3 separate regions of the Mus musculus genome follow, and all the other regions are linked to region 1. Evidence: chromatin contacts called from ENCODE Hi-C or POLR2A ChIA-PET data. All regions are on one chromosome and are shown on one strand. The core of a region is the stretch at or near the end of the contact, and the rest is flanking DNA. Distances in the headings are between cores, read along the strand shown.

Evidence for each region. A loop is a pair of places that touch in the nucleus more often than their neighbours do. ChIA-PET counts read pairs that join two places held with the same protein, here RNA polymerase II (POLR2A).
Region 2: a map of heart shows a loop between it and region 1 (1.8-fold over the local background). The contact joins the promoter of Slc38a1 here to the enhancer-like site in region 1. A Hi-C loop is called at or near these places in 4 of 37 maps with a recorded cell type or tissue (heart, left cerebral cortex and v-Abl transformed pro-B cells). POLR2A ChIA-PET finds 5 or more read pairs at or near these places in 3 of 5 experiments (all embryonic stem cell).
Region 3: a loop to region 1 is called in a map of heart, with 1.9 times the contacts of the local background. The contact joins two enhancer-like sites. A Hi-C loop is called at or near these places in 2 of 37 maps with a recorded cell type or tissue (T-helper 2 cell and heart). POLR2A ChIA-PET finds 5 or more read pairs at or near these places in 2 of 5 experiments (both embryonic stem cell).

What each region holds. Positions count from the first base shown.
Region 1 is chr15:96,602,387-96,607,436 of GRCm38, forward strand. The region is part of intron 4 of Slc38a1 (solute carrier family 38, member 1); the gene reads right to left. Among named protein-coding and RNA genes, the nearest start is that of Gm32457, 23 kb to the left of the region's middle. Within about 2 kb of position 2,088, at least 2 of the 3 ENCODE cell types and tissues checked have a DNase peak (open chromatin) inside an H3K27ac peak, as active enhancers do; they include heart, where a contact is called at or near this core.
Region 2 is chr15:96,641,465-96,645,819 of GRCm38, forward strand. Slc38a1 (solute carrier family 38, member 1) reads right to left here and starts at 1,449. Exons shown (of 16, transcript NM_001166458.1): 1 at 1,027-1,449.
Region 3 is chr15:96,564,861-96,569,308 of GRCm38, forward strand. No RefSeq gene overlaps it. Among named protein-coding and RNA genes, the nearest start is that of Gm32457, 15 kb to the right of the region's middle. Within about 2 kb of position 3,128, at least 2 of the 3 ENCODE cell types and tissues checked have a DNase peak (open chromatin) inside an H3K27ac peak, as active enhancers do; they include heart, where a contact is called at or near this core.

The DNA.
Region 1 (5,050 bases), core at 838-3,337:
ATCACTCAGGAGTGCTGATGATCGCGTTCATCGCCCGAAAGCTGAACTACACCAGGAAGTGAACAGTAACCGACCGACATCCATTGTCAAGGCTGTGTTTTCTCTAATACATTAACAACAGGTCTGGTCCCCGAGGGTGACAACAGTGAAGTCCCGTGTTTTCGGATTACACAAGTCAGGATGGAATCCTGGTCCCCTAGATTCTAGCTCACAGTTACTAAGCCTCAGTTAAGTTTTCCAGGATAGTTCTTGGGGGTTACGTGGGACTAATACTTAGCCTGCAGTGTTGGTGGTGGGGACTTCAACGGGATAATGTGGTTTGTATATTTATCTATGTTACTGTGCAGTAAATGGTAATAAGTATTTAGTGACTATTAACCTAGTCCTCTATCTACACAGTGCTGACTACAGAGTTCTTTCTCTGCCAGGTGCTACTGACAGTGACTGCACCGTTCCTCACCCACGCAGACAGATACACACACGTGCACACGCATCGCACACTCAATCACCTCTCATAGCAGCCCTGGAGTCCTAGGGGCCGGTACCAATTACCACACCTCCTCCTACGTAGCACTTCAAACCATGTGCTTTTAGACACTTTCCCTGCCACTTTGAACAATGTGCTATTAGACACCTTCCCTATTTTGTTTCTACAGTCACTACCCAAGCAAGACAGGAACTCTTCATCTGATGCAGATAGACATCTGACACTATAATCAACTAAGTTAAACCTGAACTACTACTTTTGCAGACTGTAATGCTGTTTCAAAATTAACGGCAGCAAAGGATGGCTTACAAACTCACTGTCCATGATGAGCTACTACTATCTTGGAGGTTATCAGGGGCCTGCGCTCTTCTTTCAAGGTCTTCGGTCTAAAGGCTGGGCTAGGGAGATGTGTTGCAGAAGACAGAAATGCTGTGCAAAGCTGACAACTTAAGTTCAGTCCAAGAAGCCTGAGCAAAAAGCCGGATGAAAAGGCACACATCCGAAATCCTAGCATTCTACAGTGAAAGCCTGGGTTTCTCTGCGCAGCCCTGGTTGTCCTGGAACTCTCTGTGTAGACCAGGCTGGTTTGGAACTCCTGCCTCTGCCTCTTGAGCGCCGGGATTAAAGGCATGCGCCACCACACTCAGCTCAGTAAATTTTTTTTAAAAATTCAAAATGATTATAACTTTAAAAGTGATGCTGTTAAAATGATAGTAAAAATGTGTTAAAACGTCACGGAAAAGGATAGTTTACTGTCTAACCGGACTCCACAAGTATTTCATTTATTTAGTACTGTGAAAATTATATATTCTAAAGAGACCCAATTCCTATAAAATTTTAACAAAAATATTTAGAAAATGTAAAAAATAAAAATGGACATCATTGTTCCATATCAGTACTGATTTGCATTGTACATAAGGGCTGTTTGTGGAGATGTGGTCTTGCTATATATATAAAACCCAAGCTGGCCTTCAATTTGTAATCCTCCTGCCTCGGCATCCTTGAGTGATGGGATTACGGGCACGTGCCACCGATACTGATGCTCTGCTCAATACTAACTTTTTTAAAAATTGCATTTATTGACTTATTTCGTGTTGGGGTAGGTGCACACCCCACAGTGCACATGTACAAGGAGGTCAGAGGACAACCGGCAGAGGGTGGTCCTCTCTAACCCTGGTGAGTCCTGGGGGTCAAGCTCAGGTCAGCAGGCTTGTGGGCAAGGGCTTTCTTAACCTGCTGGGCTGCCTTGCCTGCCCTTCTCTCAGTTTTGCTACGATGAAGATCGGGGAATGCTTATTAAAAAAAGGACCCCAAATTCAGTAAAATACAAAAGGTAATGGTTTTCTTCTGAGAGAGCAGAACTCCTTTGAGTTTTATTGAATTAGGTACGGCACATGGTAAAGGCAGCCATTATGCTAGTCCAAAAACTGAACCCAAAACGTATCCAAGAAAAAGAAAGCACACCAAGAAGTTTCCAGACCCAGTGAAGAGCTCCACGCCCAGCCCCACGGCGACAGGAAGGAGCCTTCCCAGCTGAGGCTCTATGGAAGCCCGGCAGCCTGGGAGGCCCCTTCCCTGCTGGCCAGTGAGCTGGATCAGGGCCCCGGAGCAGCTGATACCTGAGGCTGCCAACTGCTGGCTGGCTCGGAGCAGCTGCAGGGGCAGCTGGCCTTTAAACAAGTCAGTGCTTCCTTGTTCTGAAGCTACAAAGTTTCATGCTCTGTGAGGAACTTCTGAGTCTTTATACTCCAGTCCTCCTGAGCCTCCGCCTCGGGAGTTAGATGTGCCTCTTTAGCTCTTCGAGTGTATGTATCATATCGAATAAAATGATTTCTCATGGCTTCATCCGGGGAACCCGATCCCTTCAACACTAAGCACCGTTTATCCAATCCTTAGCTTTGTTCAGAAATTCAAAGGCAACCGGCTACATCAAGTATCCCTAGACCAGCATAATTAAATCATTGATCTTTCTAGAATGATAGATTGGATACAAGGATTTACTCCAGCTCCCCAGTGGAGTCACCAACAGGACTTTGTTCTACTGTATTAATTTACTTACTAATAAATTGTGCTAACATACACACACACACACACACACACACACAAAACAGGTCCATTCTGGAGGGAGAAGAGACATAGATAGCTGGAGGAACCTGAAGAGAAAGACAAGATCAATCTAGTTCACACCAGAATCCCCCAGAGGCGCTGCCAATATTCCAAGAAGCCAGAGGAAATGGGAGGGTGGGCTGAAAATATGCTGAGTGTGTTTAATTTCCTTGAAGAAGCTGCTAGAGCCCCACACACACCCACACACCCACACCACCATATACACCATAAATACAAGCAGCTGTTCCTCTCCTGTTTTGGCGAAAATCTGAAGACATGGGTCAACATACAGTATAGGTCAAGCCAGGCATGGCAGCACATATCTGTAACCTTAGCACTTAGGAAACTGAGGCAGGATGACTGTAAGTTGGAGGCCAGCCTGGGATATCTATATCATCCATATCTATATCTATATCTATATCTATATCTATATCTATATCTATATCTATATCTATATCTATCTATCTATCTATCTATCTATCTATCTATCTATCTACACACACACATAGTGAGAGCCTTTCTTTCAGACACAGTCTCAAGGTAGGAAATACAGGCATGGCTTGTAATGAAAACGGAACATTCAGGAACACATGCCCCCCGGGGACACTCTCCCCTATCCATCCCTTTCACTTCACTTGGTCTTACAAAGAAGGCAGCCATGGCCTGCAGGAAGGAGAACCTTTACAGCCAAAGAGGCACATCCTACAGAACTCACATTGGTGGCTCCTGGCGCGAAGGGCTTCTGCAAGTATCTTAGGGGACACACTATCTACAGGCCCGATGCAGACTGTTGGGCCCCACTTGGCTTCATTTTCCCCTTCTAAACCAGAGCTGAAATGGAGACACTACCTCACACTGTTTAAGTGCGAAATGAAAGGGCACACCCAGAACAGAGGTCAACTGGGAGCACAGGGGTCAGACAGCAAACAGACGGCAGCGAAATCCATGAGACAGATGGCCCAGTTCGTCCAGCAAATGAATCCCATGGGGAAACTGGAGAGAAGTGGGGAACCTATACAGATTAAAAGAGATATAAGGTGTAGTGGCCATTTGCATCCGGTAGACCATATGGGAATAACCCAGCTGCTTCTATCTGTTCATGGTGGTGTATGCCTGCAATCCCAGCATCAGAGGGGCAGAGGCAGGGTGAGGGCTTCTTAGTAAGACACCGCCTCAAAACTATAAAAACGCAATTCAGAGCCATTTGAATGTCAGTTGGGTATTTGACAGTAAGGAACCTTAACTGTAGGTTTTAGCTATGACATTAAGAGTGCTTGCATTTTAGAGTCATTCAGAAATGTCTGTGAATAAAGCGGTGCGATGGCTTGGTTTTCGAGACAATCCGGGAGTGGAGTTGGTCAAGCAAGTCTAATTGTGGAAGGAAGGGAACATGAAATGTTTATTCCCCTCGATGTCTGAAATTTTCCATAATTGATCAAAACTAGTGTTAGACACCGCAAGGAACACCCTAAGACGGTGACCCAGAGCTAAGTGATAATGCAAGCTTAGAGAGCTCCTGGAGGTCAGATAACCAGCACAGAGCTGAGAGAGGACAGACAGCCAACACTCACACACTCATGCACACAGTCACTCACACACCACTCATACACACACTCTCACTCACACTTACTCTCACACACTCACACACCACACTCATACACACACATACACACACACTCAGGCACTCACATACATACACACACTCACTCACACACATACACACACACACATATTCACACACACACACCACTCACACACACAAAGACACTAACTCACATATGCACACAATCACACAGATATACTCACATATACACAACACACTCACACACACTCACTCACACAATACTCACATACACACACACACACACACACACACACACCGAGATACACTAATACGTAATAACATAAGAAAATGTTCCCAAATGGAAGGCCATGGATTTCAAAATGATAAAGATGACCAGGTATGGTGGCGAATATATTCAATCCTAGCATTCAAGAGGCAGCAGCAATCAGATCTCTGTGAGTTCAAGGCCAGCCTGGTCTCTATATTGAGTCAGGACAGCCCAGGCTCTGTAGTCCCTGTTCCAAAACAAAACCGATTAAAAAAATGAAAAGGATACCTCAAGGGACTGAACGCACTTCAAGGCACTACTGTGAACCTGCAGGACGGTGGGAACGAAGACACGGTACGTTCCCAGGAAAACTCAAACCCGAACCAAACCACGAAGAAAAGATCTAGGGTGAGAAGAACCCAGGTCCTCACTACAGGAAGACCACAGCAAGCCCTTCAAGACTCTGAGGGCAAACTGTTGCTGATACAGATTGCCATGCTACACAAACTGCCAATCAAACCCACAGGAAGGGCAGAAGCATCCTCAGACAGGACCGTCTCAGGAAAAACAGCAAGGAAAGGCCAGGAAACAGAATACAGAGCACCAGAGACTGAGCAGGGAAGAG
Region 2 (4,355 bases), core at 199-2,698, 38 kb after region 1:
TTTCCTCCTCGCGTGGAGCGGACCAGTTTATAAGCGTTTTGCCGCAACGTTTGGGGCCAGGTGCGGGGGAGGGGAGACCAGGGCGCAAGGGTCCTGCGCAAGCAGTGGCCTTTTGTTCTCCCGCCCCACCGGACCAGGCTCTAGAGGAAGTAGCCTATCACTGGCTCTTCATTCGGGAGAGAGCCTCCAGAGAGGGAGAGGAAAGTGAGTCACTGCCAGCATCATCCCACTAACCGGAACGGAGACAGGGGCCGAGCCCGTGGAGGTGCAGCCAACGTGCACCTGTTTACCGCGCTGGGGAGCCGGTCTCCGAGGCTCCGCTGCCGGCCAGTCCCAAGATGCAGACTGATTCACTCCTCGGTGTACCTTATGCCCCTTACATCGCATGCTTGGTTCCTAATTCGCGAAAGTGACACCAGATCTGGTGGCACACTCCATCACCATAAAACCAGGTCTACAAAGTAAGGTACTGTACGCCACGGCGGTATCTGGAGTCCCTGCGTTCAGGGAAGGGCACCGGACTCCTGCCTTCTAGAAAGGCGCCGCGACGCTCTGCCCGTGTCCACGAGACATGGAGGCTGTCTGAGTTACCTCCTTCCCTTCCTGTTCAAACTCCCCTTCCCTCCAAGTCGCCGCTCCCTCTGCCCTCCAAAAGCACCTTACCTCGAGAAATAAAGGGAAAGGCGCCACCAAAGTGTCCGCCCTTCCAGGCCGTCCCCGGCAGTTAGATGTCCTTTTTTGTGTCAAGGACTAGCTAGGGAAAGGTGGCCCCAGGTCTGTAAGACTGGGCGGGGAGGATCCGCGTGGCGGGTTTCGGAGGAAGGTAAAAGGCCGGGTTACCGGCGACCTTCAGGAAGAGTGGCGTGGCCACAGCTCTCCTCCTCCTCCTCCTTTTCCACCACCACCTCCTCCTCCTCCTCCTCCTCCTCCTCCTCCTCCTCCTCCTCCTCCTCCTCCTCCTCCTCCTCCTCCCAGGGCTGGTTGCATCAGTTTCCCCCCACCCACACTCTGCCCGCCAGCACTTACATTCACACGCCCGGCGCGGAGGGGCTCCAACCTGACTCATTGGCTCCTGCGAGGCGCGTCGCCCTTTCTCTTCGGCAGTTTGGGGACGGGAGCGCGGCCTTTCAGACCATCATCCCTCCATGCCCGCGCGCCGGCGGAGTTGAGCTGTGTGCGGTAGAGCAGTGCGGGTCACATGCCGCTGGTCGCCGCGCCTTCTTGCTCCTCTTCCCCCCTGGGCTACCAGACCGCAAGGCGACCGCGGCTGGCGGACACCGAGCATCCAGGAAGGGCAGTGCGAGCGGATGCGCGAACAACGCGCTGGTGGTACCCGAGCATACGGAGGCTGCGGGCCTCCCGGCACCTGCCTGCGCCCTCCCGGGGCCTCAGCTGGGGCCACAGCTGCCGCACCCGCACCCTCGGGGTTGGAGGTGGAGCGGCTCACTCGCCCAGGCGGTGGCAGGGGGCCGTCTCTTGGGGTACGCCAGGGCCTCACCGAACGGAGTTGCATTGTGGGAAGGGAGCAGCGTGAGGGTAGCCCCGCGACCCAGGGGCGGTGGTGGACTACGGGACGCGCGGGGACACCTTTGGAAACCTGGACACCTACAGTCCCGCCCCCCCCCCCCCCAGAGCAGCTCTGGGGACCCCTTGGGACTCAGAGTGTGACAATAACCCAAGGGGTCTGCACCAATAGCCCTGCTGCCCCGGCCACGTGACTCTACCCTTGCTGGGCCTGGAAAAAGGAACAGGCTGAAAGCCATATCCGCCTCGGGTTACTTCTCCTGCCCCACTCTTTGTCTGAAGTGCAGCCCCTTAACTGACTGGCTGGCACAGTCGCTTCTCCTTAAAATGGCGACAGGAAATCCCACCTACACACCAGCCAATGAGACCACCACCACCACGGAGTCTGCCGCGTGGAAGCCTGAGTCCCTCTCATCCGGATGGCTCCTGTTTTGGGTCCGGCCGGAGATTCATCAGCCTGACCACTAATAAATTTTAACCAAGAGGATTTTATTCAGACACTGACGCCGAGATGGAATTCCGAATGTAGCACCCAGACACCTCAGCCAAGGGTTTACAAAGGCAAAGAATACAAAGCTTCAATCTGTTCTCTTGCAAGCTTGTTTACAGAAGCAGAACCAGCAGTTAAAAAAAAAACCATAATAATAATAATAATAAAGATTAACCCCTAGTAGCGCTTAACATTTGGAGGTCGAAATTTGCTTTAAGCACAGAGATTTTTAAACATAAAGTTAGCCATCAACATGTTAGCCATCACTGTTCCATCAAAACAAGAAATGGCGGTTGAATCATGATTCAAAAATGACTCTACCTGGAGCCTTTCAAGAGGCTGAGTAATGAATGCTGTTTTGCGGTGCTTACAGATTTTCAGTCTCCTCTGGGAAAGTGGGGGGCCAACCAAGATTTAAGCTTTTTAGTGGCTGGTATTCTTGCTCCCTTCCAATGGCCGTAAATGGTCGTGGTGAGTTAAACACTGGCTTCCAAAGAAACAAGTGGGAGGTGTGTTCTTGAACATGCCTGGAAACCGGAAGGTCACTGCAATCAGAAGGGCAGTTTCTTCCTCAAACACAGCATCTCCCCCCACCCCCCACCCCATTTTTTTTTTGTCCTGTTGCTCCTTCTTTGTGTGAAAAACTTATGTATTATAGTAACACTCTAAGTTTACACCGAAAGTCCATTCTTTTTACCTTTCTTCCTAGAGGAAGTCAAAATTTACGATTTTGTTACGATTATGACTGAATAAGTTACCCTGAATAGGTATATGGGCCAGTAGCAGACTCAATTAACCTGGACTAACCCCCCCCCGCCCCCGCCCCCGCCCCCGCCCATACACCTGCTGATATGAGGTCCCCAACACATATATATATAGCAGAGGACTGCCCGGTCTGGGTTCAGCCAGAGAAGATGCACCTAACCCTCAAGGGACTGGAGGGCCCAGGAGTTTAGAGGTCTGGTTGGGTGGGGGTTGGGTTCTAGGGACATCCTCGTGGAGGGGGGGTAAGGGGGGCGGTATGGGATGTGAAACTGTTGGAGGGAGAGTGGACTGAGAGGGGAATGGGGTCTGGAGTGTAAGTAAATAAATAAATAAATAAATGAAGTATTTTTAAAACTATGTTTAAAAAAAAAAGCCTGTTGAAGGTTGTGCGTCTTTTAAAAAAAGATGTACACTCATGGGTGTTGCAGAGAACATGATCCCAAGCCTTTTAGCTCAGGATGTTACTTAACTTGCCAGCTCCTGTACACAGAACGACTAGTTACTCAGGGCTGTTCGAGCTGAATGAAATAGGAACCCAGCTCGTCCTACTCACTAGCTTCTCGGCTACACGCTTTCTATGCTTCTCGGCTACGCACTCTCGCTGTTTTCACATTTAATCCTCTTCACTTTAGTTGGGTATTAACTGTCCTTTCTGAAACGAGAAAGCAGATCCACAGAGGAGGGAACATTGACCGTATCGGCAGAGGAGGGGACGGATTCCCACTCGAGTCTGATTTAAAAGTCCATGGGCAGTCTTTAGAAGCACAGACCACCCCAGACATGGGTTCTCCACCCCTTCCCAGGGATTTTTAGTTGACATTTGCCACCGAGGGGACAAATGCATCCGTGGCCCTCCGCTTCATAGAAAGACTGTTAGAGAGACATCCTGAGAGTATGGCAGAGGCAGGGTTTAAGAAGTGCCTGGTAGCTCCCTTCTGAAGTCCTTCCAGTAGGTCAGCCGTAAACCCAACCTCGGTAGTCTTCTTGGGATCTTTAGATGATGCCATGAAGATGTTTCCTCACTCACCGAGCGCTCACTAAGAGACCAGCGGAGGGCTAAGCATTTACTCTCCAGAACATTCTAAACAGGGCATGCCACCCTCATCCCTGATTGAAGGGTTAAAGGCTTTACCCCCAAACCGGACAGCTGTAATCTTAAATCTGAAACCCAGAGACAGTTCTCCATGTCTAAAGCTGAGAACTTCCTGGATTCTGTGAGACCCTTGTTTAGCTGGGAAATAGGAAGGGTCCAGGCCATTACATTTGAGATAGGAGCCTCTGTTTCCAGTCTTTCTCAGTTTGCCCTGTGTTAGACTTATGGGCACCACAGGCATTGCTGTCGGGTTGTGACTTATTTACCCACCACTTGCAAGTGAGCATACTGACCAGAATGGTACTAAAGTAGTCAGGATAAAATGGCAGACTTTACCAAGCTGTCCTAAGGGACAGAAAATAGAATTTGAAAAGACAAATTCAACTTCATAGGGAAACAAAAAGAACAACAAAACCAGGATAACCAAAACTATCCCGAATAATACAAGAACTGCTGGTGGTATCACCATCCCTGATTTTAAGT
Region 3 (4,448 bases), core at 1,878-4,377, 36 kb before region 1:
AGGGAACCTCAGACCATTTCTCTCTGTTTTGCAGAATCGATCCAGCTGAGGGGCAGTATTACAATTGAGGCTTCTCTGGAGGCAGGCTTTTCCCCCCGTCACCCATGGGGTATTGCGATTATGCCTCCTGACAAAAGAAAATCCGGGGTTTTGTTTGAGTGTCTGTCTTAGTTACGGTTTACTGCTGTGAACAGATGCCATGACCAAGGCAACTCTTATAAGGACGGCATTTAATTGGGGCTGGCTTACAGGTTCAGAGGTTCAGCCCATTATCATCAATGTGGGAACATGGCAGCATCTAGGCAGGCATGGTGCAGGAGGAGCTGAGAGTTCTACATCTTCATCTGAAGGCTGCTAGGGAAATACTGGCTTCCAGGCAGCTAGGGTGAGGGTCTTAAAGCTCACATCCACAGTGACACACCTACTCCAACTAGGCCACACCTCCTAATAGTGCCACTCCCTGGGCCAAGCATATACAAACCATCACAGTATCTGAAGGACCAAGTCTTCCCAGTGTTTGAGAAGGCAGGTGATTTGCAACTTCAGCAACCAGAAGAGGGAAGACAGAGAAAGCCTACCCCACCCCTAGTCCACACCTCCCCATGGCTCAGCTCCTGCCATCTCCTGGTTCCTCCTTTAGTCTTTCTTATGGCCATGACACCCTTCTGTGTTCTGTAGCTGTGCTTGCATCAAAGATATTTTTGATGTAGTCATTCTTCAACACACTTGCTTTGCTATGTGAGGTTTATAAAGGCTTATCTGTCACAGAGTGGGTGACTCCTCAATGAGGAGCATCCTAAAGCCATCAATGGCAGAACTGTGATTGGGAGGGGAAAATGGCCACGGTCCCAAGGACCATTAAGATAGAAGAGTCCATGGCTCAAGAAGTAGACATTCCAAGGGCACTATTGGATACCTGCACAGCAATATCCACTGACTTCCAAAGGTCCCTGTCCATAAAGACTAGGCCAGAGGCAGTTAAGGGGATATGCTAACTGGTTTTGTGTGTCAACTTGATACAACCTAGAGTTTGCACAGAGAAAGGATCTTCAGTTGAGGAAATACCTCCATGAGCTCAAGCTGTAAGGCATGTTCTCAATGAATGATCAAGGCAGGCAGGGGAGGGCCCATCCCTGGGCTGGTGGTCCTGGGTTCTAGAAGAATGCAAGCTGAGCAAGCCATGAGGAGCAAGCAAGCCAGTAAGCAGCACCCCTCCATGGCCTCTGCATCAGCTCCTGCCTCCAGGTTTCTGCCCTGCTTGAGTTCCTGTCCTGACTTCCTTTGGTGATGAGCAGCAATGTGGAAGTGTATGCTGAACAAACCCTTTCCTCCTGAACCTGCTTTTTTTGGTGATGTTGTTTTGTCACAGCAACAAAACCCTGAGACTGGGATGATGTTTGAGGTGGGAAAAGAAGCATCAGACAATGACCAGTAAAGATTCCCACTTCCCTTTCTGCACAGCTTTAAAGTAACTATGGGAGAACACTGCGGACTCACTCCCACTGAATGTACTGCCTGTTAAATGAGTTCACTAACCATAAAAGGACTGATGTCTGCCACTTTCTGCTCAGAGACTTCCTTTACTCACTCCCTATCTCCACATAGAGGCCAAACGCAGGCAGGAAAGAGAAGTGTGCCTCGGGACCAAAGAGGACTGCATCACTAGTCCATTTTAAAAGCTGTCGCACGTAAAAACATGGTACAAGTAGCTGGTTTTGCATGGCTTCAGTTGCAAGCCCAACACCATGGAAGTGCAGGAGGCACAGTCAATGGGCGCAGGCATGGGGGAGGTGTGACCTTCCCCGTGGGCCTTTCCCAGGAGCATAGTCCAGCAGGTACAGGGGAAAGAACAGCCAGCAATGGCAAGCAGAGAATCCGCTATTTGCCACCGTTCCTCCTCAAGATGTTTGGTTCGTTGGGTTCTAATCCCAGGGTTAGGTTTGGTTAGGAGTGACAATACCATTCCCCGGTTCTGCATGGAATAAGTTCAAGGAGGAAGCTTCTCCTAGGAGGGCAAGTGCACTGTTCCCTGCTCCTGGAGGGGGCGGGGCTGACTGTTCCCTGCTCCTGGAGGAGGCGGGGCTGACTGAGGCTTCCGGAAGTGCTCCTTGTGGTCGGAGAGGGGACCGGCAGATGGGCATGCTCCCTTCTGAGTGCTGCTTTGAGATGTTCAGTCGGGTATCCCAACCTTGAGTAAGGTTCTTCTCAAAGCCCAGAGGAGCTGTACCTGGGGATGCTGGTGCGCCTGTAGGGGAGCCACGAGCTTGCTGCATGGGACAGACAGAGAAACCAACATCCGGGAAAGACAGACGGTGGCGGTGGTGCAAGATGTCGAGAAAGTAAAAGTAATTTCCTCATTGGCACAGCAAACAGCTCCGAGGGGGATGGGAGTCTCCGGAGGTGTCTGGCCTTTCATGGAGCCTTGGGGTCCTCACCTTTGTTGGGATTCAGACCCGGGACAAACAGCTGAGGTGAATATTTAACATACCAAAGTAGACTTGGCTTCCAGGTTCTCCCAGCATTCCTCAGTCCCTCCCTAGCAGACCCTGAACTTTTCAGCCACAGAACTGTGTGAGGCAGCTCTATTTTGGACCAAGAAAGACTCTCCTTCTCTACAGATGAGTTGGAGATGCACACTTTGTAGAAAAGCCTTGAAGACACTAAAATAGGGGGAAGGCATGGGCACTGGCAGTTTTTCGGTGACCTTCCAGTGGAACACTACACAGCCTTGCAAATTTATTTTAAAAAGACCTATGGCAGGTGGATAAAATAATAGCCATAGCAGGCAGTGGTGGTGCACACCTTTAATCCCAGCACTTGGGAGGCAGAGGCAGGTGGATCTCTGAGTTTGAGGCCAGCCTGGTCTACAGAGTGAGTTCCAGGACAGCCAGGACTACACAGAGAAACCCTGTCTGAAAAAGCAAAAACAAAAAAAGAAAAAAAAAAAAGATAGTCATGAGCTACTAAAGTAGCCACCCAGGTATAGTCTCTTCATCACAGGCCTCTGCTCCCTGAAGCTTGCCCACGGCTGTTACAGACCACAGGCTAATAATGGGCTCCTCACAGCACGGCCTTGCCCAGAATCTCACAGAGAGGGACGGTGTGCCAAGGACCTTAAACTACTGACTACTGACACTCCGAGAGCAGACACTTGGGCACAGGCTTCTGAGCTGACCTCCCCTAGACACATCCCAGGCTGCACCAGTGCAGCAGCAAGCATGCCCGGGACTGTTTTCAATCCAGGAGCAACAGTTTTATGTACACCAAGTGACAACCCAAGGTCCAGCAGAACAGAATCCCAGAGGGCAGGATGACCTGAGAAGAAAAGCTTCCCTGAGCTGACAGGATTTTAATGCCCCATTTCATGGCTATATAAGGAAGCCATGGGTCCTTCTTCTCAAGCTGTCAGTGTACGGCAGTGCAGTAGAGTTTCCTCAACAAAACAGAATTAAACTTCTCTGTCCTCTCTGAACACTGTGACTGAGTCCCTCTACTTTGGCAAGGCAATGTTGCCCTGGCCTGCCTCGAAAGATCATGCTGGAGACTGCTGGCCATTTGACAGTAATGACAGTAATGACAGTAAGGAGCTAACGCCTGCAAAGCTCGCCCAAGAAAACTGGCCTAGAGCCAACCTTACAGGCCTGTAACCTGTGCCCTAGTTCCAAAGGCAGGTCACTAATCTTGTTTAGGCTAACAAAGGCACTTCCTCTTAGACAAGGAACGTCAGCCATAGGGACATTCAAGTAGGAAGGAATTCTCTTAAATACATAGACAGGACAGGCGAATGCAACATTTCTTAGGTTTGCTTCCTAGTCAAAAAAAAAAAAAAAAAAAAAAGAACTTTTAAAGCTACGTTCTATTGCACCAGTAGCTACTTAGCACTGCACAATTCTAGACTGAAAAGGAAGCCTTTAGGGTCACCTAACATCAAACCACACCTACCCAGATACACAGGCCGACCATACGGAGAACCGCCATTTTATTACCTCCAATAATCTACGAGACTTTGATTGTGTCAGGACTTCTGACTTTGAAAGAGGTTTAAAAAAAAGTACTGGGCAAGATTTCAGCGAACAAAGTGTGCATCCCTTCTCGATGATGCTATTCTGTATATCCTACAAGTTGCTTTTGTGCCCTACCTTTATTTATTTATGCAATTTATTTTTGTCTTTGAGCTGTTTTACAATCCTGTAACTTGTAGCAAACTGATGAGAGACAGAAACTGTTATTGCCCAGAGATAAGGAAATGAATTCTGGTTGAGACATTAATAGCCTTGACCTCCTTAAGAAGGACAGTCTTACATCAGTTGCTTCCGTGTCAGCTCTTGAATTCTTCTTTGAGCCTCCCATGGAGGCTCTGTGCTAAAATATTGAACCCAGAGCCTTGTAAATATTTAATGCTTCAAGTTCTTACAACATAGTCCAAGGCTTAGCCTCCAACTCTCCAT